Regions from separate parts of the Mus musculus genome. Here regions 1, 3 and 4 are each linked to region 2. A link is a loop called in an ENCODE intact Hi-C map of the cell type or tissue named here. Cell type or tissue: heart. All regions are shown on one strand. Each heading gives the region's core, and the rest is flanking DNA. Links, peaks and the distances in the headings are about the cores only. Region 1 holds the start of Sp9 (trans-acting transcription factor 9). Region 2 holds the start of Ola1 (Obg-like ATPase 1). Region 3 holds the start of Gpr155 (G protein-coupled receptor 155). Region 4 has its middle 6.8 kb from the start of Sp9.

What was found. A loop is a pair of places that touch in the nucleus more often than their neighbours do. Peaks named below come from ENCODE experiments on the same cell type or tissue, not always from the same donor. Only the 100,000 strongest peaks of a DNase experiment are listed, where the experiment ranks them.
Region 1: a loop joins it to region 2, with 4 times the contacts of the local background. A loop is called at or near these places in 11 of 42 quality-filtered maps.
Region 3: it touches region 2 in a loop (3-fold over the local background); 2 of 42 quality-filtered maps call a loop at or near these places.
Region 4: a loop joins it to region 2, with 5 times the contacts of the local background. A loop is called at or near these places in 12 of 42 quality-filtered maps.

Annotation. Positions count from the first base shown.
Region 1 is chr2:73,271,884-73,277,471 of GRCm38, reverse strand. Sp9 (trans-acting transcription factor 9) reads right to left here and starts at 5,546. Exons shown (of 2, transcript NM_001005343.2): 1 at 5,381-5,546; 2 at 1,701-4,347. The coding sequence starts at 5,401. The coding sequence ends at 2,914. In heart, for the core only: no CTCF peak of the experiment used is centred there; no DNase peak of the experiment used is centred there; H3K4me3 peaks cover 1,251 bases; H3K27ac peaks cover 617 bases; H3K27me3 peaks cover 1,239 bases.
Region 2 is chr2:73,212,141-73,217,728 of GRCm38, reverse strand. It overlaps Ola1 (Obg-like ATPase 1), which reads left to right and starts at 3,282. Exons shown (of 11, transcript NM_025942.2): 1 at 3,282-3,443; 2 at 4,769-4,869. The coding sequence starts at 4,769. In heart, for the core only: no CTCF peak of the experiment used is centred there; a DNase peak (open chromatin) is centred at 3,268; H3K4me3 peaks cover 1,633 bases; H3K27ac peaks cover 1,414 bases.
Region 3 is chr2:73,383,400-73,388,987 of GRCm38, reverse strand. It overlaps Gpr155 (G protein-coupled receptor 155), which reads left to right and starts at 2,508. Exons shown (of 17, transcript NM_001190297.2): 1 at 2,508-2,723. It overlaps Gm13707 (a long non-coding RNA gene), which reads right to left and starts at 2,138. Exons shown (of 9, transcript XR_866430.3): 1 at 1,632-2,138; 2 at 413-538. In heart, for the core only: no CTCF peak of the experiment used is centred there; a DNase peak (open chromatin) is centred at 2,327; H3K4me3 peaks cover 1,925 bases; H3K27ac peaks cover 1,541 bases.
Region 4 is chr2:73,262,307-73,267,894 of GRCm38, reverse strand. No RefSeq gene overlaps it. Among named protein-coding and RNA genes, the nearest start is that of Sp9, 6.8 kb to the left of the region's middle. In heart, for the core only: no CTCF peak of the experiment used is centred there; no DNase peak of the experiment used is centred there; H3K4me3 peaks cover 1,675 bases; H3K27ac peaks cover 358 bases; H3K27me3 peaks cover 2,500 bases.

The DNA.
Region 1 (5,588 bases), core at 1,183-3,682, 60 kb before region 2:
GCCCTTTGATCTGCCTTTATTATCAACAAGAAACAAAGCTGCCTGGGACCGACGTCCCGGCGCCCTCATTCCTCAGGAACCCCCAGCTCGCACTCACCTCCGCACCTCCAGCCTGCAGACCCTAGACGCACGGGACGCCCTATAGACCTCAGAGCCTCTGCCTCAAACCCCCAGGATGAGCGTACTCTGCCACAGCTTCTCCTTAAGACCAGACCCAAACTCGAAGACGCTTTGGGGCTGGGGGTGCGGGGCGTCCCAGGCAGAAATGGATGAGCCGGGAGAGAAAATGACCGAAGAGAAGGAAAACTAGAGGAAGAAGAGCTCCGAGAAAAGAGGAAGAAGCCACTGAACCTCACGCTGCAGACTCCCCGCTGGGAACCTTCCTGCTGTTTCTCGTTGCCTTGCTATTTGGCTCTTCAGAGCAGTTTTTGTTGACTGTTAATACCAATAATTTATTCTTTCCAAAGAATCAAAATCTTCACTCAAGTTTCCAAGGCCAGTAATCAAAAAAAGAGGGGGAAATTTATAGCTGCTGACTCCCCTTGCAGTTTCTATTGTGTGAGAAGTCTTTTAGAAATATTTTTATTCTGTAAATATGTACTTTCTTTTTCCAAACTAACATTTTTTTTCGAATTGAGAAATTGTCTCATTTACCAATTTTCCTTTCGTCATTCTCTCCCTTCTCCCTCTTTTAAACTGGGGCTGTTAAGTTGGTGGTCAGAAGACAAAGAGAGTGAAAATAATTTTCATTTCAATAATTGCCTTCTGGTCAATTTAACTGTGCCTTATTTTGAAAGAGACTGTCTAAATGAGATTCCTGTCCCAAATGTGTTCCCAGGCCTGATCCCAGCCTTTAATTATTCCTGAGTTTTTTTTCTTCAGAATAAGACGCCGCACTGCGTAATCACAAAGAAGGCAGAGAGCATCCTTGAACCTTTTCAGAAGCAGCCACTGATATTCAAATAACCTGCGAGGGCCATTTGACGGCGAGGGGACCTAGGCATTTCCAATTCACTATTTGCATAGATCAGCCGTCTTTGAAAAGGAAAGGAGCAGTTGTCTTCCATAACATTAAAAAGCCTAGTTATCAAATCAAGTGCTTAGTTTGGGGCTTTTAAAACGTTTACATTTTATCTCAGGTTGCCCTTTACCGTTTGACATGCAAATTTGGTGCAGTTAATTTAGACAATTAAAAAGATCTTCAAGGGAGCTTTGTCACAGAGAATATTTGGAGTTTTCCCTGTGGACCAGCTGAGATAAAGTTGGCCAGAACAAATGATGTCTAGGAGATTAATTAGATATTTGATAAGACATGAATCCCTAATAAGGGAATACAAGGCACAGGGGGCTGCTGTGTGCTCTAAGTCAAAATTAATAACATTTAACAAGATTTTCATTTAGGCATGAAATGTCTTTTCCGGGGTATTGACTCTAGCGATTTATTCCCCAGAGATGCCTCCCAACGTAGAGAGCCTTGGAAACTAAAAGATATTTTTTTCCTAGAAAGATTTTTTCCCCCACAGATTGTTTTAAAATCAGTTTTAAAAAACAAACCCACCAATTTTTTCTGAACCCTCCGGGAGATGGGTAGGTATCTCCCCAGTTAAAACTGTCAAAAGCCCTGGCTTTTTAAAAAGGCGATCCAAAGATTTAAAATGTCACCTTTTGCAAGCCCTCCCATTAAGTAATACAACTACACATTCTTATAACCCGATTTAATTTTTGCTGTTGATATACAAATAAATAATTTTGACTTCTCAAAAAAATGTATGTGTGCTATGGCTTTTGCAACCCACATAAACTTCATTGCCTACAACTAACATTAAGGGAATTTGTTTCCCAACAAAAAAAAATAGTTGATTCCACATTAAAGATTATTGAGGGGGAAACAGGATATTTTTTTAAAGGAGGAGTGTTGTTTAGAGTCCTTTAATAACACCAAAATGAAAATATGATGTCAAGATTCTCTTCATACAGATAAACGCATTTAATTTCTTTAGATGACCTTAACTTACGTGTTTGAGTGAAATGGTAACTCAACATTTTAAATATCTTTTACATATATACTGACTTTCACAAAGTGCATCAGAAAATTAAAAAGAAACTCCCTGAATTTCAGGAATTCACAAAAAAACTATTCGAATGAACATTTACAAGAAAATAAAAGAGAACACAATCCTTTGAACCCTATTTATACAGATGTTATGAAATACAGAGAAACTGTTGCTAGACTTCCAGTTGAATATCTCACCTTAAGCCTTTTTTGATGCTTCCTTTTTTTAGAAAAAAAAAAAAAAGTCTCATTGTAAGTAGACATCAAGCAGGACTTGGAGATTTTATATATAATATAATCCACACAAAGGGTCTGTTTTTATAGGTCTCGTTTGTTTTCATTCGAAAGTTCTGACAGTCCTTTGCTGAGTGGTAGCTAGTTTTTGTTTTTTGTTTTTGAGAAAAGGACAGAGGATGGTGGGGGGAGTGGGCAGTGGGGGGAGGGGACATTTCTGTGTATTGCTCTTCTCTGGAGAAGTTTGTTCGAGTGGGTGCCTGTGAGTGCGCGCGCGGGAGTGTGCGTTCTTGCGTTTGTGGGACTCCGGGGTGGTGTGTGTGTGTGTGTGTGTGTGTGTGTGTGTGTGTAGTTTTGAACCTGCACTTATGTCGGAGGATGGCTCGCTTTTGTTTCTGGACCTCGAGATCGATTCTCATCTGGGCGCAACGGGTTGAGGGCAACTCCGGCGCCGCCAGCAAGCCACCGCCCGGGGTTCCGCGCTGCTCCACCTCGCTCCCAGCCTGGGCTCCGGGGGCTTCTCTGGAGCCCCTGCCCTCCCGTGCGCCCACTCGCTCGCCCTCCGAACCTCTCGCTCGCTCGCTCTGGGTGTCTCTACTTGCTCGCTCGCGCCTCTCCGCCAACCTCTAGGAGTCGTTGGGACCGGTCGCAGCTTCCTTGCCTCCCGCCGAAGCCGCCGCTGCCGCTGCCGCCGCCGCCGCTGCCGCCGCCGCAGCCGCCCGGGCTGCACTGACGCCGGAATCGTGCAGGATGAGGTCCGGGGACTCGGAACGGGGTGTCTCCAGGTTGCTGGCGTCCGTGTCACTGTCGCTGCCCTTTTTGCCCCCGCCGCCCCCGTTGTGCGTCTTAATGTGTTTGCTCAGGTGGTCGCTGCGCATGAAACGCTTGTTGCACACAGGGCAGGCGAAGCGCTTCTCGCCCGTGTGAGTCCGCAGGTGCCGCTGCAGCTCGTCCGAGCGCGTGAAGCGCTTGCCGCAGAAGAGCCAGTTGCACACGAAGGGCCGCTCGCCCGTGTGCCAGCGCAGGTGCGCCTTCAGGTGCGACGTCTTGCCGTACACCTTGCCACAGCCCGGGATGTGACAGCTGTGCAGCCCCTTGCGGCGTAGGCTCGCCCCGGCCGGACCCAGCCGCTCGGCCTCCTGGCAGTTGGGGCAGTCGCAGGTGGCGCGGCCCGAGTAGCGACGGGCGGAGCGCGCCGAGCTGCCCCCGGCGGCGGCCGCCGCTGCGCCCGAAATCATAGCGCTGGCGGCCGCCGCGGCCACCGCTGCGCTGGAGTCCGAGTAAGAGGGCAGCACCGGCTTGAAGCCGTCCTGGGCCAGCAGGTGCTGGCTGGTGGAGAGCAGGTGCGAAGCGGCGGCGGCCGACGAGCCGAGGCCGGTGGAGCTGAAGGCCGAGTGCGTGAGCGAGCTGAAGTCGGGGTTGTAGGTGCCCAGCTGAGAGTGCAGCGAGGCCTGGGGGGCGCCCGAGTGCAGCGAGCTCTGCAGCCCCCCGGCGGGGTTCTGCACCTCCAGCCAGGACCCAGGGCTGCTGTGCACGTCCCACCACGATGACGCCGCGCCGTTGGTCACCTCGCCCGCCGCTAGGGTCGAGTGGAAGCCCGACTTGTACCACGACTCGTACGGGTGCGCCATGCCCACGCGCGGGTACAGACCGTCGGCCGCCGTCGTGTGCACCTTGGAGATGAAGGCCGACTGGCCGCCCGCCTCCTGCGGGGACACGCCGGCCGCCGCGGCCGCCGCCGCCGCCGAGTTGGAGAAAAGGCCGCCATAGTCGCTGCTGAAGGCGGACGACGTGGGGGACGTGGAGGCCAGGCAGAAGGCGCTGTTGGCGGCTCCCGAGCCACCCGCCAGGCTGCCCGAGCCGCGGCCGCCCGTGGCCACAGCGAAGCCGGAGAGACTGGAGCCGAGGTTGCAGCTGGACGAGGAGCGCTTCCAGGGGTGGAAGCCGCCTTTGGCGAAGGCGCTGGACTCGGGCAGGGTCGTCAGGGGGCTCGTGTTGCCGATCTTGTTGCAGGTCGCCGCCAGCATGGCCAACGGGGTCGTTCCGAAGCGTGGCTCTTCCTAGAGTGGGTGGGGTGAAGGAGGGAGCGAGGAGGAGGAGGAGGAGGGCAGGGAGAAGTGGGGGAAGACACAAAGTGCACCGGTGAGCAGCCTCGTTCCCCCCGCGCAGATCCCGGAGGGCCCTGGCACCCCGGCTCGCGCCTCCTCCCCGCACGCTGGCGGGGGACGCGCCGCGCCCCGCGCAGGACAGAGGCGACCACGAGCGAGTAGGAAAGTTGTTCCTCAGTGAGACTATAGATCAGAAATGCCTCGGTTTTCGCCACTTCGTTCGCTGCCACCCTTGTCTAGAATCAGACTTGGGTTGACGCCATAAGCCCGCTCATCTCCCAGAAGCTCCCAAGTCGCCCTTCCGGGTGTAGCACGAAGGTAAACACACACAAGAAATAACGGGTGAGGGCGGGGGGTGGTGGCCAAAACAGCCACCCAGTGCTGGAAGAAACTCTTAGAACATTCCTCGAATGAGTGGCTACGACTTGGCTATTTTCTTTTATAGTTCAGAAACGTAGTTTTGATATTTACACAACGCACACGATTACAAAAAGAATCCAAGTATAAGCGGCTTTCAAAGTCAAGGGCAAACTGGGGAGCCACGCTAATGTAAGTGTTTATTAATGTAACTTCGTGGCCTGCAAAACAAGACTTTCCAGAAAACACTGTAATGTAATGCAACAACCCCCAAACCAAGTGGCGGGGGGTGGGGTTGGGAGTGGGGGAGTGATGTTAAAATCAAGAAGGGAAGAAAAGAAACATTCGGCTTTGCCTCAAAAACCAGTTAAAAGGGAACTTGCTTAAGACATTCTTTTCTTGCAAAGGCAAAAGGTCCCAGGTTCCAATAACTTGAAAAGATCGGTTCCAGAAATGTAGAAAATGCTAAAAGGAAACCAGAGCTGTGGTATAGCAACAGTTTCTTGAGAGATTCTGGCCCAGAGAAGCCATAAGAAAACAAAACAAAAACAAAAAACCACCACCAACAACACAAAAACAAAACAAACAAAAATGAGCAAAGCCTTTGCAGCGAGTCTTTTTCACTTACCCCAAGTATAGACGTGGCCATAGCAGGTTTTGGGCTGCGCGGCGAGGCCCGGAGCGGTGTTAAGCCTGGCGGCTGCTGGGAATCACGATTCAGGTCCCGCGCGGCTCCCGCGTCCCGCGCTCGCGCCGAGCGGACTCTGGGCTCCCGCCGGCAAAACTCAGCCTAAGTGCGAGGAGCACCCGCTTTGAAGTGCCGCTGGCTGCGCCTC
Region 2 (5,588 bases), core at 1,727-4,226:
ACGTGCATTATGATAGTTCTTAGGAGGCTATAAGTTCTTGTCTGCCTTGGCCACTGCAAATATTGCTTGGCTATTAGAAATCCACTGTAAACCAATTTAAACAGAAAATGGAAGTTCTCGGTAGAAAGCAAGGTTATCAGAGAGCCTGGGGTTAAAAAGTAAACAGGCCATTCGATGGATTAGACATTTGGAATTGGACACTTAGAACTTGTGATTGCTCTCTCCTCTTTCAGTTTCTCCAGGACCATCTGATGATTGCTTGACCCTTTTCCTCCTTATTTTTTTTTCTTTAGAATAGCCTCCTGTTGAAAAAAAAAAAAGTGCCTAACATAGTCCTTAGCCCTGATTTTATGTTCCCCTTTAAGCAACCAACAGCATTTGTTATTATGGCTTGACTCCAACTTCCAGAAAGGAAAAGAATCTTGATTTCTTCAGCTTGGATTTGATATCCCAGGTCCGATATGTTCCGGCCAGAAAGTTCATGTGCTACAAACAGCAAGGCTTGAGGGCAGTGTATGTAAATATGGTGTTGCATATCTGTAATCCCAACACTCAGGTAGCCGAGGCAGGTAGACTATGAGTTTGAGGCCAGCCTGGTCTAAACAGTGAGACTATGTCTTTAAAAGAAAAGGGCTGGGAGGTGGCTTACTGGGTGAAGTATGCGATGTGCAAGGCTGAGGCTGAGGCTGATCCTCAGTACCCATATAAAAAGCCAGGTATGGAGGTTATGTGTTCATAATCCCTGTGGTGGGAATGTGGAGTCAGGAAGACCAGGGCTCACTGGTTAGCCAGCCCTGCCTGATGAGTGAGCCCCAGGTCCCAGTAAGATAGTCTGTCCAAAAAAAAAAAAAAGGTGGCTGACTCCTGACATTAGAGGCTAATCTTTGGCCTTCATAGACACATGTACACATACACACACCTACCTAAACATATACATAACATATACATATTTTTTAAAGGGAAGAATTTTCCCCCCTAAGTTTTGTTTTGATATAAATGGGTGTTATGTCTTGATGTCTGTGCACCATATGGCTGTCTGATGCCCTCAGAGGCTAGAAGAAGGCATTGGATTCTATGGGACCAGAGTTACAGTTTTGAGCTACCATGTGGGTGCTGGGAATCAAACCTGGGTCCACTGAGCCATTACACCCCAAAATGGGCCATGGTGATTCTAGTACTATAGCCCCATGCCCTTACCTGTGGTTTTACTTTCCATGGTTTTATTATATCATGCCCAATTGCAACATTAGAGTATTAGACGGAAAATTCCAGAAATAACTAATTGCCACGGGTTTTTTTTTGTTTGTTTGTTTTTTGTTTTTTGTGGTTTTTCGAGACAGGGTTTCTCTGTATAGCCCTGGCTGTCCTGGAACTCACTTTGTAGACCTGGCTGTCCTTGAACTGAGAAATCCGAATGCCTCTGCCTCTCGAGTGCTGGGATTAAAGGTGTGCACCACCACGCCCGGCTTAATTGCCAAGTTTTAAATCATGTCATTCTGAAGAAAATTATACAATCTTGTGTTGTCTTATTCTATCCTGCCTTGCACGTAACTCATTTATCTTGTTGCCTAGCACCGCCACACTCCAAACACCCCTCACCTGTGACTCATGAAGGATCCACCTAGTTTTGCCCAGTGAAACAGAAGATGTCAGCTAGAGGCTTCTGAGACACACTGCCTGTTTTTCCTAGGGGTCCACTAGATGACATGTTTCCTCCTCTTCTACTCCTGACATTTTAGTAGTGTCTAGAGCTGCAGTTGGCTTTTGGTTGTTAGCTAGGGGATGAGAGCAGAGGAAGGCACAGCTACATAATAAAGCCATGATATGTGTGTGTGTGTGTGTGTGGGGGGGGATCAGAGTAATTGAAAATAGCGTTATTTTTTAATGTCTCAGACCTCTGTGCTGTTCATGTGCGTTAGCTCGATGGCGGTTACAAGCTGTGTACTGCTTATCCCTGGGGTCTATTTTACACATACAATGATGACAAGGATACTAGGCTGAGTGTGTAGTGCATTAGTAACTGTAGAAAGTAAGGACTTACGTGACTGCTTTGACAGTAACAATCTTTAACCAATAGCAAAACTAAAGACAAAGACCCTGTCTTTAAAATGTATCAAAAGAGCTCTAAGGCTTTCCTAAGATCACTCTCACGGGGTGACAGAAAAACCTTAATGCAATTTTATTACAAACAGTGGCTCAGCTGCTGCTTGTCAGTCACACCATTCAAAAAGTTTCTGACAGAAAGTGAAGAGTTCTAGATCTGTGAGATGGCTCAGTATGGAGAGGTGCTTGCTGCTAAGCCTTACGAATCTGAGTTTCATTCTCAGAACCTGCAAAGTACGAGAGAACTGACTCCAAGCTGTTCTTTGACCTCACCAGAACTGTTGTATACAAGAGCGAATCCACACAAGCACACATACAATAGGCAATAAACATAATTAAAAAAAAAAACTCAGATTTTTGCAGAGAGATCAGGGTTTGACATGTGTCTTCTGTCACTAGTTTAGTTGTGAAACTTTACCTGATACTTTTCTGATACTATTCTGTCATCTGCAAATTGGGGATTAGCAACCAATTCACACTCTTTTCTTTTATTTGCAACTGGTATGTTTGAAAAAAAATTATAATTTCTGGACATTCACTGTAACAAATACTTGAAAGTCATTGGAGAAAACCTAATAAACACCTTTTTGTCCCAGTGGAGCTCATAGTGTAGTTAGAAGGTGACTTTATACATATTATTTGATTTAATCCTACCAATAGCCTTATGAGATGGATCGCAGTAGTCTCATTTTAGAACCAGGAAGAAATCATGTTTCCTTCTCATAGTTCTTAACCTCGCAGAGGAAAGGGATGTATGTGCGGCGACGAGGAAGAAGATGGTGACTCTTTAAATGTTTTATGCACTTCTGTGGCTGTTAAGTGCGTCTTGGATCCGAAATTTTCCTTGGTCCATTTTTCCCTTGAAGAAAGTTTAATGGCTTCTCATCGTTAACCCATCTGAAAGAAGTTACTGGAAAGGGGAGAAGGGCGGCTCCGTGCAGGTAGCAAAGGCTGATCTGGGCACGATCAGTCAGGGACAAGATAGATCCCAGACGAAGCAGGAGCCCGGAACCGGAGCAGTGGAGCTGAAAGAAACCTGGAGGCTCGGTGGAAGCCCACGTGTAGAGAGACGCAGAAACCCGGTGCTGCTGAGCGCCCTCCTCCTCGTAGGCCCCGCCCATCCGGGCCCGGGCATCCGGGCCAATGGGCGTGACCCTGTGGGGGCGTGGCCTGCGCACAGGTGCCGCCCCGGCCCGCCCGTTCCGTCGCCTCTGCCGTCGTGCGTGCGGCTCGGCGGAGGGCCGGGCTTGCGCTCTCTCCGCCTTCTTCCCCACCTCCGGCTGCCGGCGACACCGGTCTTTGCAGTCCGGGACCCCGTGCGATCGTTAGCCCGGTGCACGGTGAGTCCCCGAAGGAGCCCGTGGGCTCCCGGGCCAGTGGTTCCGAGGCTGGCGCTAGGCCGGAGACCGGCCGCCGGGACGGGCTGAGGGCAGCGGACAGCTTGGGGCATGTGGATGAATGAGGCGCCCTCGGACTAGGCCGCGCGGCCACGAGATTGGCTCTCGCCGCAGTCTGGGGGAAAGTCTTGCCTCAGGGCGGGACGCCAATGCCGGGTCAGGAGGGGAAGGGTGGTGTGCGGAGGTCCTGCTTGGCTGGACTGCGGGGGCACCCCTTGTAGGTCACCCCTTGTAGGCTCCAGGACTGGACGGGCTCTCCCCATGCAGCTGTTCATTGGAGGCCCGGAACAGGTGTCAGGATCCCCAAAATGGGAGATCCTTGGCCTCCCGGTCTGGGATTACAGGTTGGAGTATCACTTCTGGAGCAGGCGGAGTGGGGAGAAGGAGGGAGGAGCAGCGTGGCTCTAGGAGGTCCAACCAGCCAGAAGGCAGGGACAGTTTTAGTTTCCAGGTTCTAAGACGCGCAAGGTTGCAGTTCCTCGTAGGTTCCTGTTGCAGTGTTAAAAGTGAGATCAATTTTGCACAGTGGACCTTGGAGCCAGGACAAGAAAAGACAGAAAGTTTGGACTTGTCAATCAAAAGGTATTTGAAATAGGGCTGTATATAGCCTACTGGTAGAGCGCTTGCTTTTAGCATACATGAAAGCTCTAGGTTGGATCTTGAAAAGGAACGACAAGGTGAGTGCCTTCAAAGTATCCAGTGTAGAGTGTGGGTTTCAAAAACTGTTTAATAAGGACTGACGGTAAGCTTACCTACAGTGTCAAAGGCAAAAAGGTCTGGCTTCGAAGGACCTCCAGGCCTAGTAGTGACCATCAGTGTGGTGAACGCTGAGTTGTGGAGAGAGGCGGGTTCCAAGCGGTGGAGGAATGATTGGCGAGAGGTGACATGGTTGCTGGTGTTTCTGTAATGGGCTTCCTTAGACTTGTGTCTCTTCTCCTTCCAAATGCTTTCCTTCAAATACTATGACAGGTTAAGAAGGCGGTTGTCGGCAGCCAGCACGGAGGATTGGAACTAAGTTTTAAGTTTATCTTTGATTCCCGCTGCTGCAGTGTTTCTGGGACTACTCAGAAGTGATACATGTACACATTTTAGAATCAGATCTGTTTACAGAGACCCTCCCCTCAAAAAAAGTATGGGTTTTGCTCATATTTTAGTTGTGGATTGGTACAGACAGTAGGTTTTCTTGTCTACTACCCAGTAATATATTCTGTATACAGACATGTGTTTTGTTTATAGGGGAGTCTTAAAAGTTCATTTTGATATTTTAGATGCCCCCGAAAAAGGGAGGAGATGGAATTAAACCGCCTCCAATTATTGGAAGATTTGGAACCTCACTGAAAATTGGTATCGTTGGATTGCCAAATGTTGGGTAAGTAAAAATTGGGACTTTTCTTATTTTGATTTTGTAAACTTTGTGTCCTGTTATAGAAATAGAAACTCACAAGATTTTATTGGAGAAAGAAGTAACTGCTTTGAATATACTGTTAGAAGGTAGGTAAAAGGCTCCTGTTTCTGCAGATTTAAAAGCCAAAACGGAATCCACAGAACAAGCTGGCAAGCCAGTCTAGCCACAGTGGTGAGCTCCGAGTTCAGCAGCAGACCCTGCTTTATATGTAAGGTGGTGTGCAGCTGAGGAAAACACTTCACCCCAGCATTGGGCTGCCATGAGCACACACGCATGCACCCGTGTCTGCACACATCTGAACAGGCACATGGATGCCACGCATGTGTGCACACAAAAGGTGTTTAAACTTGGGAATTCTGAAAACAAAGTACTGTATTTTATCATGTCTTTAAAGTTAACCATACCTACCATATAGTTGCACAGAAGACAATGATAGAAGATATTATGTGGGGTTAATCTTACAACTGTGTAACTTAAATGTTCAGTGTCGGTTCCTTCCTTCCTTTTTGTTTGTTTGTTTGTTTGTTTGTTTTTTGGTTTTTCAAGACAGGGTTTCTCTGTATAGCCCTGGCTGTCCTGGAACTCACTCACCAGGCTGGCCTTGAAGTCAGAAATCCACCTGCCTCTCCCTCCCAAGTGCTGGGATTAAAGGTGTGCGCCAACACGCCTGGTTCTTTTCATTT
Region 3 (5,588 bases), core at 1,045-3,544, 170 kb before region 2:
TCAGCCATTCAAAAGCCATTTATAGAATGCCTATCATATGTCAAAGAAAGCACTCGTCTAAGCTCTAAGGATAAAAAGATTACAAGTGCAGGCCTTTGCTTTTTTTAAGTTTATATACCACACCGTGTCAGTGTTCCTAAATTATTTCAGTTTATGGTGGGTTTTTATGCTTATCTGTTTTAACAAATAGTAGTTGAATAAAAGAGTAATTATTAAGTATTGTTCACCATTTCCTTATAACCAAAGAAAGTACCTTATGACTTGTAGACTTTGGTTTTTGGTTTTTTTTTTTAAAGTCTAATCATAATTCAGATAAAACGAACAAGCAGAAAGGTGAGAGGGCTAACTATAAGCAGACACGGGCATATCAAGTGAATAGCAATGGATTGCTGACATAACCTTGTACACTCACATGGACGTGTGCTGATGCCTTCTTAAGAACTGTCAGCTCACAGAACACTGAAGCGCTTCATTCTTCCCTCCAGGAGTGGGATCTGACCCAAGGGGTTTTAATCAGATGTCTAAACTCCCAGCGCCTCTGACGGAAGGAAGGATAAGTCCAAGAGATTGTTATAGATAATGCCTCAGGGTTTCCAATTTTAGGTCTAGAAGCAAATTCACTCTTTGTAGCCCCTTCCTCCTTTGTAAGCGCATTGAAATAGTTCTTCATTTCCAGATAGCAGAATTTCACAGCTGGGAAATCTATTAGAAGCTCTCTACCTGGCTTCTTTCTCCTTATTTTAGTGGATGAGAACAAACTTAATGTTCCCCACCTCCTCTTCTTTACCTCTCTCAGCTGTCCGGCTCTACAGTTCTTCTGTAACACCCCTCAAACTTACTCCATTTGTACTACCATTAGCCCAGAGTAGGTTATTTCCTTGTCTTGGCTAGTCCCAAAGTCACCATACTGTCCTTTCTGCCTTTCATCTCTCCACTTATCCTGGGAAGGCTTCCAGATCATAAGGCACAAAATCCACTGACATGTTCCAGTGTGGGGAAATTGTACCAATCTTACTGTGCTGTCAGAGGATAAACTAAGCTAAGCTAACACAAGGAACTCCTACAGGTTGGCCTTAACTTTCCTTTCTAGGCCTGTCTTTCAATAATCCTTTAAAAGTCAAAGTTCACTAAATATTTAGTTTGACTAATGTTCATAGTTTCAAGGCAGGAATCCATTTAGCCTTGAGATAACAGATGTATTGTTTTTTTTTTTTTTTTTTTTTTTGCAGTTAGGTTAATAGTTAAAAGTGAGAAAGACAAAAAATGAACCAAAAGGGAGTAAGCTACATTTTAAAAAATAGTTTCAATTCTGCTCACCTTTCCTTAGGCTTCATATCCTTAAGCCAGCTCTTGGCTTTTCTTTTCTTTTTTTTTCCCATTTTTTATTACATATTTTCTTTATTTACATTTCAAATTTTATCCCCTTTCCTCATTTTCCCTCGGAACCCCCTTCCCCCATCCCATCTCCCTTCCCGGCTTTTATTTTCTTAGTAAACCATATAGTAACTTAATTTAAAGGTGCAAATAGTACTGTACTTTGTACTAAAACTGCACAGATTAATAGGACATAGTAGTGGCCAGACAAAACAGTAAAATTTGCAAAGCAAGATTTCTTTTTAAGAAATACTTACAAAATCACTGAGATCAGGCTTTAAATTAGAAATATTTTTTGTTTCAGAAAATGTCTTCATTTTCACACGTTGACTTCGAGAAGCCCCAGTAGACTTCCGAGAATACTAGGAGATTCCTGTCTGTAAACTAAGAGCATACAGCCAGAGTTCCTCCACAACAGAAAAAGAAGCAGTCGCTGCTGGCAATGTATTCTAAATCAAGCACACAACTAAAGCTTATATTTTAATCTCTTTTGATTTAGGAAGGTCAAGATCATGCTAGCTTGGGAAAGGTAGAAGGCAGGGTTTGAACTCACATCCTTGCATTTATAACTCTATACTATGCAATGACGAGGCTAACCAGGAGAGGAATTGACAGGATTACTGGAAGCTGAGGTTAACCGAAATGATGACAGGCCTTCCTGAGTCTGAGCAGAGGCGGAGGAAACCAATACTGCCAATCCCCACCCGGCCGCCATCTTGTGGGAAGAGAAAAGCCGGAAGTACAGCTACGGGAGACCGGCGGCCAAGTGGCTTTGGCGGAGGCGAAGCATAAGGGCAGGGACTGGGCTGTGTGGCCTCGGGCACCGGGGGTGGAGCGGTGTCGCTTGTCCTTGGGGGCGGGGCCTAAAGGCGAGGTGGAGACCCGCATTCGGGCCTTCTGGCTAGGGGCGGGGCCTTGGGGTGGAGCCCCAGGGCGGAGTGCAGTGTAGCACTGGAGCTTAGGGGTGTGGCCTGACGGCGGGGTGGAGATTTGAAACGCGGACCTCCATGCTGGAGGCGGGGCCTTGGGCGGGGCGGGGCCATGTCCTGAGCTTGGGGGCGGGGCCTCACGGCAGAATGGAGACCGGCTTCTCTGACCTCCAGGCCAGGGGCGGAGCCTGAAGGCGGGGCGGAGGCGGGGAGGAGGCACCGGGCTGCAGACGCCTAAGGTAGCTGACAGGACCGCAGCGGCTCACCCCTCCCTTTCTCGGAACGTGGTTGGGCATCTGCCGCTGGCACACGCCGCTACAAGAGGGTTCGGGGCGGGAGATGACGGCGGTGTGCTCGCTGCTTGGCCCTCTGTGAGCATCGGCTTCCTTCTCCTTGCAGCCGGAGCTGCAGACCTAGCAGGTGAGATGAGCCCCAGTTGCGTTTGCAATGGCCCCTGCCCCTGGGGTCCGGACCAGTGGGCAGCGCCAGGCTGCCCTGGCGCCTCGGCTAGCTGCTGCGCCTGTCCGCCTCTGCTCCACAGAGCCTGCGCCTGAAACCTGCGGGAACACTGGAGATGGTCTGCTCACAAGGGACGACTTGTCCCCTCTGGTGCCAGAGCTGCGGTCCCCAGGGTGCGAAGCACCCCGTTGCACGTGTGCTCACATTGTCATCTCGGACTTTTTACTTTAGCCCAAGGTGGCCTTCGTGTCTGCCCCTCCTGAGCACCTCGGGATCTTTGCGCCAAATTTTCTCCCATACTTCTTTACGGAGCACCTGACGTTGTGACTCCCATGCCCTGGCTTTCCACTTCCACGGGTGTCAGCTGCCCTCGGTATCATCTATTTGGTCAGGGACTCTGCACTCCTTATCTTGGCGGGCCAAAGTCTGATCCTGCAGATTGACAAGGGAAAAGGCAGTGACTGGAGTGCCTGTTGATGTTGAAGAGTGCTTTTTATAGTGCTGCAAGGCATTAGGCTTTTCTCCTGTCTAAAGGATAGGAGTGTTTGAGAAGAGAACAGCCTCAGTTTAAAGCTTTTTCTTTCAAGTCAGTACTGCAGCACATTTGAACTTAATAGCATTTAACCTACAATTTCAGTGCTTTGGTCATGTTATCTAAGTCAGATGTAATGCGACTAGATGGTTTGTATACTTCGTTTTCTAGTGTCTGGCCCAGTGAATTGGCTTTTCCAGTGATAGGACAACTTGTTTGTTCTGCAACAAGTCTTGTTTTTGTAGTTTAAAGGACTGGATGACATTTTTAAAACTTCCTTTGTTGTGGTTCTTGTTAATCTTAAAATGTGCATAAGAAGCGGTTTTTCGTTTTGTTTTGTTTTCATGTTTAAAATGGTATGAGATAAAACTTCAGAGTTATTTTTAGTTTTTTTTTTTCTCCCTTCCTTATTTTGAGACAGCTGCTAATTTAAGTCCTGGCTGGCTTTTCTTTGTAGCTGGGCTTGAACCCATGGTCTTCCTGCCTCTGCCTCACTAGTGCTGTGATTACAGGTGTGTGACATTATGTCAGACTAGAAGTCATTTTAACTTTCATTTGCCTCGGGAACTGTTTATAACACTGGAAAAATTGAAAGGGGGAAAAGGACAGATTACTTTTAAAAAGTTTCATTTAATTTTCAGTTAATTGGAAGTTGAACCTGGAAGTTGTTAAACCTCTTGGCCATCACCTTCACTGTCAATAGCCACTTAAGATCAAACTCAATTCAACTCTTAATTGCTGGGTATGAAACAGAGGCTGGTAACTTCATAACACATTCTAAACTCGTAACTTTGTGGAATATCTAGTATGTCTACTATTGAGGATCTTTAATATTAGGCATGTTTGTATAGCTACTTGTGACAATGAATGCTGTTTACCTTGTTACCGTTTTAATCATTATCATTAGGTCTGCAGTCTCTCTACCCACCTCTCTTACCCACTTTGGTTTATTCTGTGTACGCTGTCTGTTTTTTGAGACATCGTCTCAATGCAGCCCCGGTTGCTTTTGAACTTGTATTGCTCCTATTTCTGTCTCTCAGGACTGGGTTCCTAGCATGGGGCACCATACTTGGCATTAGAACTATTGCTCCCATTTCATGAAGACCTCCTCTGTGATGAGCTGTGCACAGTACATCCTTTCCATATAGTGTTTCGCTAAGGAGTTTTCCCACTCGTTTCACAGTTAAGGAAACTGACTCAGGGAGGCAAAGTAATTGACCCAAAGAGTTGATAAATGCTAAGGTTCAAAGTCTACAACAGTTTTCATTATCTATTGTTAATTAAGATTGTTGTTTAAGCATGTGCGCTTGCGCGCGCTCTCTCTCTCTCCTCCCCTCACCCCCCACGGTTACATTGTTGTTCTTATGTTGTCCAAATATGGGATTGTGAGATATCCAAGCAAAGAAAAATAGGGATTGTGAGTTATTCAAGCAAAGAAATCTAGGGAACTTTGGAAAAGGCTGGACCAGTTTCTTACCCCCTTCCTTACTCCCTTTCTAAGGACACATTTCTTAAGGGCGCCAATGTTTTCATACTCAAGTCTGATTGTTGACCAGCAACTTCAAGGATGACTGTGTGCCAACCAGAACCTGCCTGTGTAATTCAGTGCTTATTTGGAAAGATCAAGTATGTGAATATTGTAGGATTTGTTTCTCTTGACCACTCCTGCCTAATCCTGGTAGAAAAAAGGAAATACTTGTCTTAATCCCAATTAAATATAAGGTTTTAAAAGGGTTTGGTTTCTAGAAAGCAACACAGGGAATATTCTCTTACAGAACCCTGTGTATTAGTTGCTCTTTGGTCTGCCACCCACGTCTTTTGAATGTGGTGTGGGTGTTTGAGAACTTAGCCCAAGCATTGTAAATGACACCAGATTTTTTTCTACCATCTTATATAAGGATACTTTAGATGGTAAACCTAGAACAAGGACTTAGAAATTGGCAATTACTGTCATATTCATTTCAAATTACTAATCAAAGCCAATTCACCTCAGGATTATCTAAAGTTTGTGTTCATTGTGTCTTTGGCAGCAAGAGGGGGGCAGTGTGACAGTTGCCACATTAGCACACAGAACTTGCTCTTCAAAATCTCATGAACAGCTTTAGAACGTCAGAATACAGTTTGTATTTTGGGGGCTGTTCCTGCTGTGAAAAACATCTATCACCTAGAAAAGAAAGATAATCCAGTCATGAGCTAGATAATACCTAAGGGGGAACCGATGGGGGAGAAGAGGCCGATTTAAGAACAGGTTGTTATTTAATGAATTTAATGAAGACTCTTAATGAATCAAGCCT
Region 4 (5,588 bases), core at 1,805-4,304, 50 kb before region 2:
AACTGAAACCCAGCCTTTGATTAGATGGGAATCTTTTATAGTGAACATGTATTTATGTCTTTAAAAGCACCAGCCCTGAGTTCAAATAGATCAAGAAAATTAATTGAAAACTGAAAGACTCTCCCATGATTTCTGTGGCGCTTTTATTTAATCCTCATTTTATAAACCCTTACAAATAAAAAAGTCAAGAAGAATCAATAGGCCAATGAGATTTTCATCTTTTTAAAAAATTATACCCTACCTCAAAGGTGGCACTCCTATTTAGAGGCGCAATGCAGTCTAACCTCTTGAAGGTCTCCAGGAGAAACTGAAAAGCCCTGGTCTATGGAGACAGTTCATGCCTTTGCTGTACAGCCAACTGTGTGCTGCTAGATGTGGCTGGACCTTATATTCTAAGCTTGCCCTGCTCTGTTTATCTGAGCCAAAAATGCATTAACAATTAAAGGAGACACTGGTATGTCAAAGGAAGGAAGGCAACTGGAGACTGTGATGATTTTAATGACTGCAATTATTGGCAGATTATTCAACAAGCATCATAGGTCTGTTTACTGCATCACTAGGAAACCACGGCGGGGGGGGGGGGGGCTGTTTGGCTTGGAGCTGTACTGTCCTCCCTCACCAGACACTGTGGAGGAGTCCCAGACCTAAGCAAGATGACCAGCCAGAGTCAGTATCAGCTTTCTCTTTTTAAGAGAAGAGCTACCCAAATGATACACATATATTGCCCATCAGTTTCTTCAGTTTAACCACTTCTTAGACAGCTTGAGAGATTTCCAACTTCCAGCTCTTTCCTCCTTCATCCAAGGCTCAGAGGAGGGAAACACTCCAACTTTGAGAAGTAGAACTCAGAGCTGTCCTGGAAAAAGCTCCTCTGTCCCTTTCTTTAACAAGTCCCTTCAAGAGACTCCTTATCATTATTGTTAAAATAAATAAATAAAAATAATGAAAGAAAACAAAAAGATGCGACCAAGAGCATATTGGTTTGTGACTAACAAGTTTTTTTTTTTTTTTTTTTTTTTTTTTTTTTTTTTTTTTTTTTTACTGTAAATATAAATGCAGACAGAGGCTTTAAATCCAGAAGGGTTCTGAGATTGACAAAATGTGTTTTGGTTCACAATAATCAATAGATTGAAGGCTGGATTTTGCTTATCACTGAAATGGTGATTTGGAAGTTAACTCTCTCTCTCTCTCTCTCTCTCTCTCTCTCTCTGTGTGTGTGTGTGTGTGTGTGTGTGTGTGTGTGTGTGTGTGTAACAACTACCCTTAGCAATACTCCCTCTTCTGGGCACAGAGGTTGGAGTGGCAGGGTGCTTCTTGTGGGTTTTGTACTGACCAGCCTGGGGCTTAAGGTAGACTGAATTGGCATTGAGACCCTTGTGAGCCTGCAGGCTTCTGCACATGACAATTAGGAGCCTATTACAAGCCATTAGATGGATCAATGTACCTTAAACAATGTGAATGATTTATATGGCTGATTTATAATGGCGAAAAGAAAGAGGTGGGGAAGATGGCTCCATGGCCTTTATATCCATGGCCCTGCTGTGCAGAGTGGGGGACCCAGATCCTGCTCATCTTAGCTTAGAGCCACTAGTGACTTAGACAACTTTCCAAGCAGGGACACAGGTTCCTCAGCTTGTCCAGTGGGTGGCGAGATGCGAGATGCAATGCATGCTCTCTGCCTGTGTGTCTTCATTTTAAGGAAGAGTGAAGAAGACTAAGGGCTGCCTCCTCAGCAGAGGGTCACAGAGCTGCCACACCCCTAGCCGAGGACACCAGCAGCAGGGGTTCCAGCTGCCCCCTTCCTCAGCCTCCCCCCCCCCATGAGGATGACTTGCATATTTGTTTAACGAGTGTTGGATTGCTGCATGGCCCCTAATTACTGCAGGAACACACACCATTAGCCCTTGAAATTTCAGACTGGGGAGGAGCAGCAGCCCTGCTCTGGAAGGATGGTGCCTTTGGAAGAGGAGGAGGGAGGGAAATCCTTGGTAGGGCTGACTCTTCCAGCTAATCACATCGAAGACAAAATTACAACAGAGCTGAAGTGATCAAGGCCGCCCTTCTCTGCCTGGTCCAAAGTCTGTTTGTAGTTGTCTACTTGCCACAGACACTCATCGGCTTCTCATGATGAGGAAATTCCTACCCCCCCCCCATCCCACCCTGGCCTGAAAGGAGAGGACAGAAGATTCCCTTTGTTTGACCCCCTACTTCTGGTGCACCTTCAGCTGGACAATGGAGGGGGAGACTAGGGGGCCAGAAAGATTCTAAGTTTGAACATCTCACACCCAAGTCTAACTTTGCCCCTACTGGTTCATCCCCTCCTCCACCTTCCCCTCCCTGCTCTTCCTTTTCCCAGTCTCTCTGGCTCTCAACTCCCCCAGATCCTCTTCTTAGCCCAGTTCTGACCCCAACTCCTGTCCCTAGAGCCTGGGCTGGCTATATCCCCTACCTCATTTGATTTGGAGTGTCTAGAATGGACTCAGATGTCTTTGGCATTGCTGATGGTGTGGAAGAAAGGATAGAGAAACAACAGGCACGTGTCTTCTGTAGCCAATGTTCTATGGGAGCCCAGGATTTGGAAAACCTAAATGGATCCCATCCTCTCCCAACCCCGGCCCCTACACACACACACACACACACACACACACACACACACACACACACACACACACACGCACACGCACACGCGCACACACACGCACACACACCACGCACACTTGCAGAGGCTCTCTGACCTTATTTCTCCAGATGGCACCCTGCTGAGTTCTCTCAGTAGTTCCTTCAGTCCTCTCCTGCCTGGAATCTCTTCTCAAGGACCTGCAACTCCAAGAGGCAGAGAAGGGGGAGGAGGGAGGCTGATTGTGTAGGCCATGAGATTCCCTGTGAGGACTCAAGTGCCCCTGTGACATTGCCCAGACAAATCCATGCTTCTGGATTCCAGCCAGTCTAGAGCCCAATCCTGGTGGGCCGGCCTTCTGTTTCACCACCCACTGTACATCCTGTGTCCTTAGAGCTCAGTGAGAGGCGCTTGAGTCTCACTTTCTCCCTGGTATTGAATGGCATGGGGGTAGAGAGAGGCTCCACTCGCTTTAGGCACCGGCATCTTGCTTCTTCCCTCCTTCCTAGTACCGTAGCAAAAGATACTCTTGCTGACTTGCTGACACGGACACACTCGCCGAGCACATGCCAGGGACGCCCATTCTAGTTTCCAACCAGGCATCAGTCAAGCAGGATGGCCTTAAGGCAGGTGACAACGTAGAGAGTCAGACTCAGAGCTTCAGAAACACCCCTGCAGTTTCGGTCCCAGACGCTTAGATCTCTCCAAAAACCCTCTAGAAGGTCTAGCCGGATGGCTTGTGGCAGTAAGGGCTGGGCCTCTCCACCTCTTGGCACCCGGCTCAGCATCCTTCACTGGACCGTACAGAGTGTCTCCGTGCACCCCTGCTCCCGCCCAGCGCCCCCTTGCAGGAGCCCGCCACCCGTTGTGCACGCCCTCCGTAGGCTGGGTTCCATCTGGGATGCATTGCCCCTTAATTGTCAACCCGTTATTGTGATCAAGTGAATGTTGCTAATCTCTACATTTATTGTTTAGGTAAACAGAGGCTGCATTTCATCAATATGCAGGGCCCCAGCCCTCGAAGCGCCAAGTAACTCAAGTCAACGCTCCACATTCAGGGTGTGCGTAATTACAGAGCTTCCGGAATTTTCACTCGATCCTAATTCCACATCTTTTCTCCGACCCGAGGGCAGCAGGGGGGGAGGGAACCCGAGAATCTCCACCCTCCAAGGAGTCCAGGGCAGCTCCTTAAGAGCAAAGAGACTTCACTGGCGGTGACAACTCGCGGCTTGTTCTGGACCCACAACCTGAAGTGGGTCTCAGGACAATCCTAAACTTCCAGCTGCAGAATCCTTTGCAATGCTTCTGGACCCCTCCCCCAAAATGTGCCGCAGCGAGGAGGGGGTTTCCTACTCCGCGGGTCCTCGGGGGGAGGGGGTCTTGGAGGCGGGTTGTTTCACGCTCTCCACACGCGTCTCGGTCCTCTGCTTCTGCCCGGGGAGCTTAGACGTGCCCAGTTCTTTGCCCCTGGTTTGGAGCCGAAGAGAGTGTGCTATGCTTGGGCGCGAAGAACGCGGGTTATTCGCGCCCAAGAAGCTATTGTTTTCTAATTAAGAGGATCTAACCCCGAGACTGCTAGAAGACTAGGAATTTGCCTCAAGAAATGGGCGGTCTCCTTTGGCCAAGGCCGGTATGGGCTTCCGAACTGTCTTTGGGCTCTGGGAGTGGCTTTGGACTGGGTTAGCTGGAAATCTTCCAGGAGGCTGTGGAATGGGACTTTAGAGGCTGAGCCTCAAGTCTGGGAGACTAACATTTTCTTAGGCAACTCTGTTGCAGGGATTTTTTTTTTTTTTTTTTTCCCTGCTTCGGTTATAACCGGACGCCCACCTTGCAGGAGATTGTCTGGCTTTATTTAAGCAGAATTCTGAAGTCAACTCCCCACTTGCAAGTTTGGGGCATTCGTGCAACCACTAGGTTATCTTGTAAGGGAGGCTTGAGTTGGGGCCCACAGCATGGGGTGGCAGCTTGCTGTTTTTCATTTTGGGAAACTGGGCACTTCTTATATAACGTACCTCTCTTTGCTTTTCTTACGACTTGAATAGCACTTGCGACAAGAGAGAAATTAAACACAAATGTCAGTTCAATAACGACAGCCTTTCTTTCTGCCACCCCATTCTGAACCTCCGGTTTGCAGGCCAAAGCTACTTTCAAGCCTGTGGCCTCTCTATCATATACAGAGATCTTTCACCACACTGACACACACCAGCGCCGCTTCTCGGGGTAGATGGATAGGGTTTTAGATTGTAAACGTTAACTTAGCCCTTTTCTGAGTTGTGGTTATTTTCATCTAGGACAAGAGGCCTGGGAACTGGGGTTGGGGGTGGGGTGGAGTGGGGTGGGGCTGGGAGGTAGGAGGTAAGGTAGTCTGGGCAGACACAAACCCTTTGGAAGTCTCTTGTTGAGTATGCTACCACTTAAGGCTTTGATCCCGGCCAGGTGTAAACATTTGTCAGCTGTCTGTTCTCCAAAATGCAGCTAAGAATGTCAGTTCTGAAGGATTGTTGTAAAGGCCAAATAAAACTAGGCAGAGAAAGTCTTGGCAATGCCTCAGTGCTTAATGAGAATTAATCTTTAAAAAAAGAAAAAAAGAAAAAAAGCCTTGCCCTGTTGGAGATACCACCCACAGCTAAAACACTGAGATTAAAACAGGGCCAAGGGCCACCCTACAACAGAGTCACAGCGAATCTGACCCTAGAAGGTGAGCAATATAACCTAGCAACTAGTGCTGCCTCTTTGAAAGGTATTAAGTCAGTTCTCCATGGGTTCTAGGGTTGGTTGGTTGGTTGGTTTGGTTTAGTTTGGTGGGCTTTGTTGTAGATTCTTAGATTCCTCCTCCTCTTCCTCTTCCTCCTCCTCCTCCTCCTCCTCCTTCTTCTCCTTCTCCTTCTCCTTCTTCTTCTTCCCTGCTCTCTCTGTGTGTTTTGGCTGTCTTGGAGATCAAACTGGCCTCTAACTAACTCCACCTCTGAGA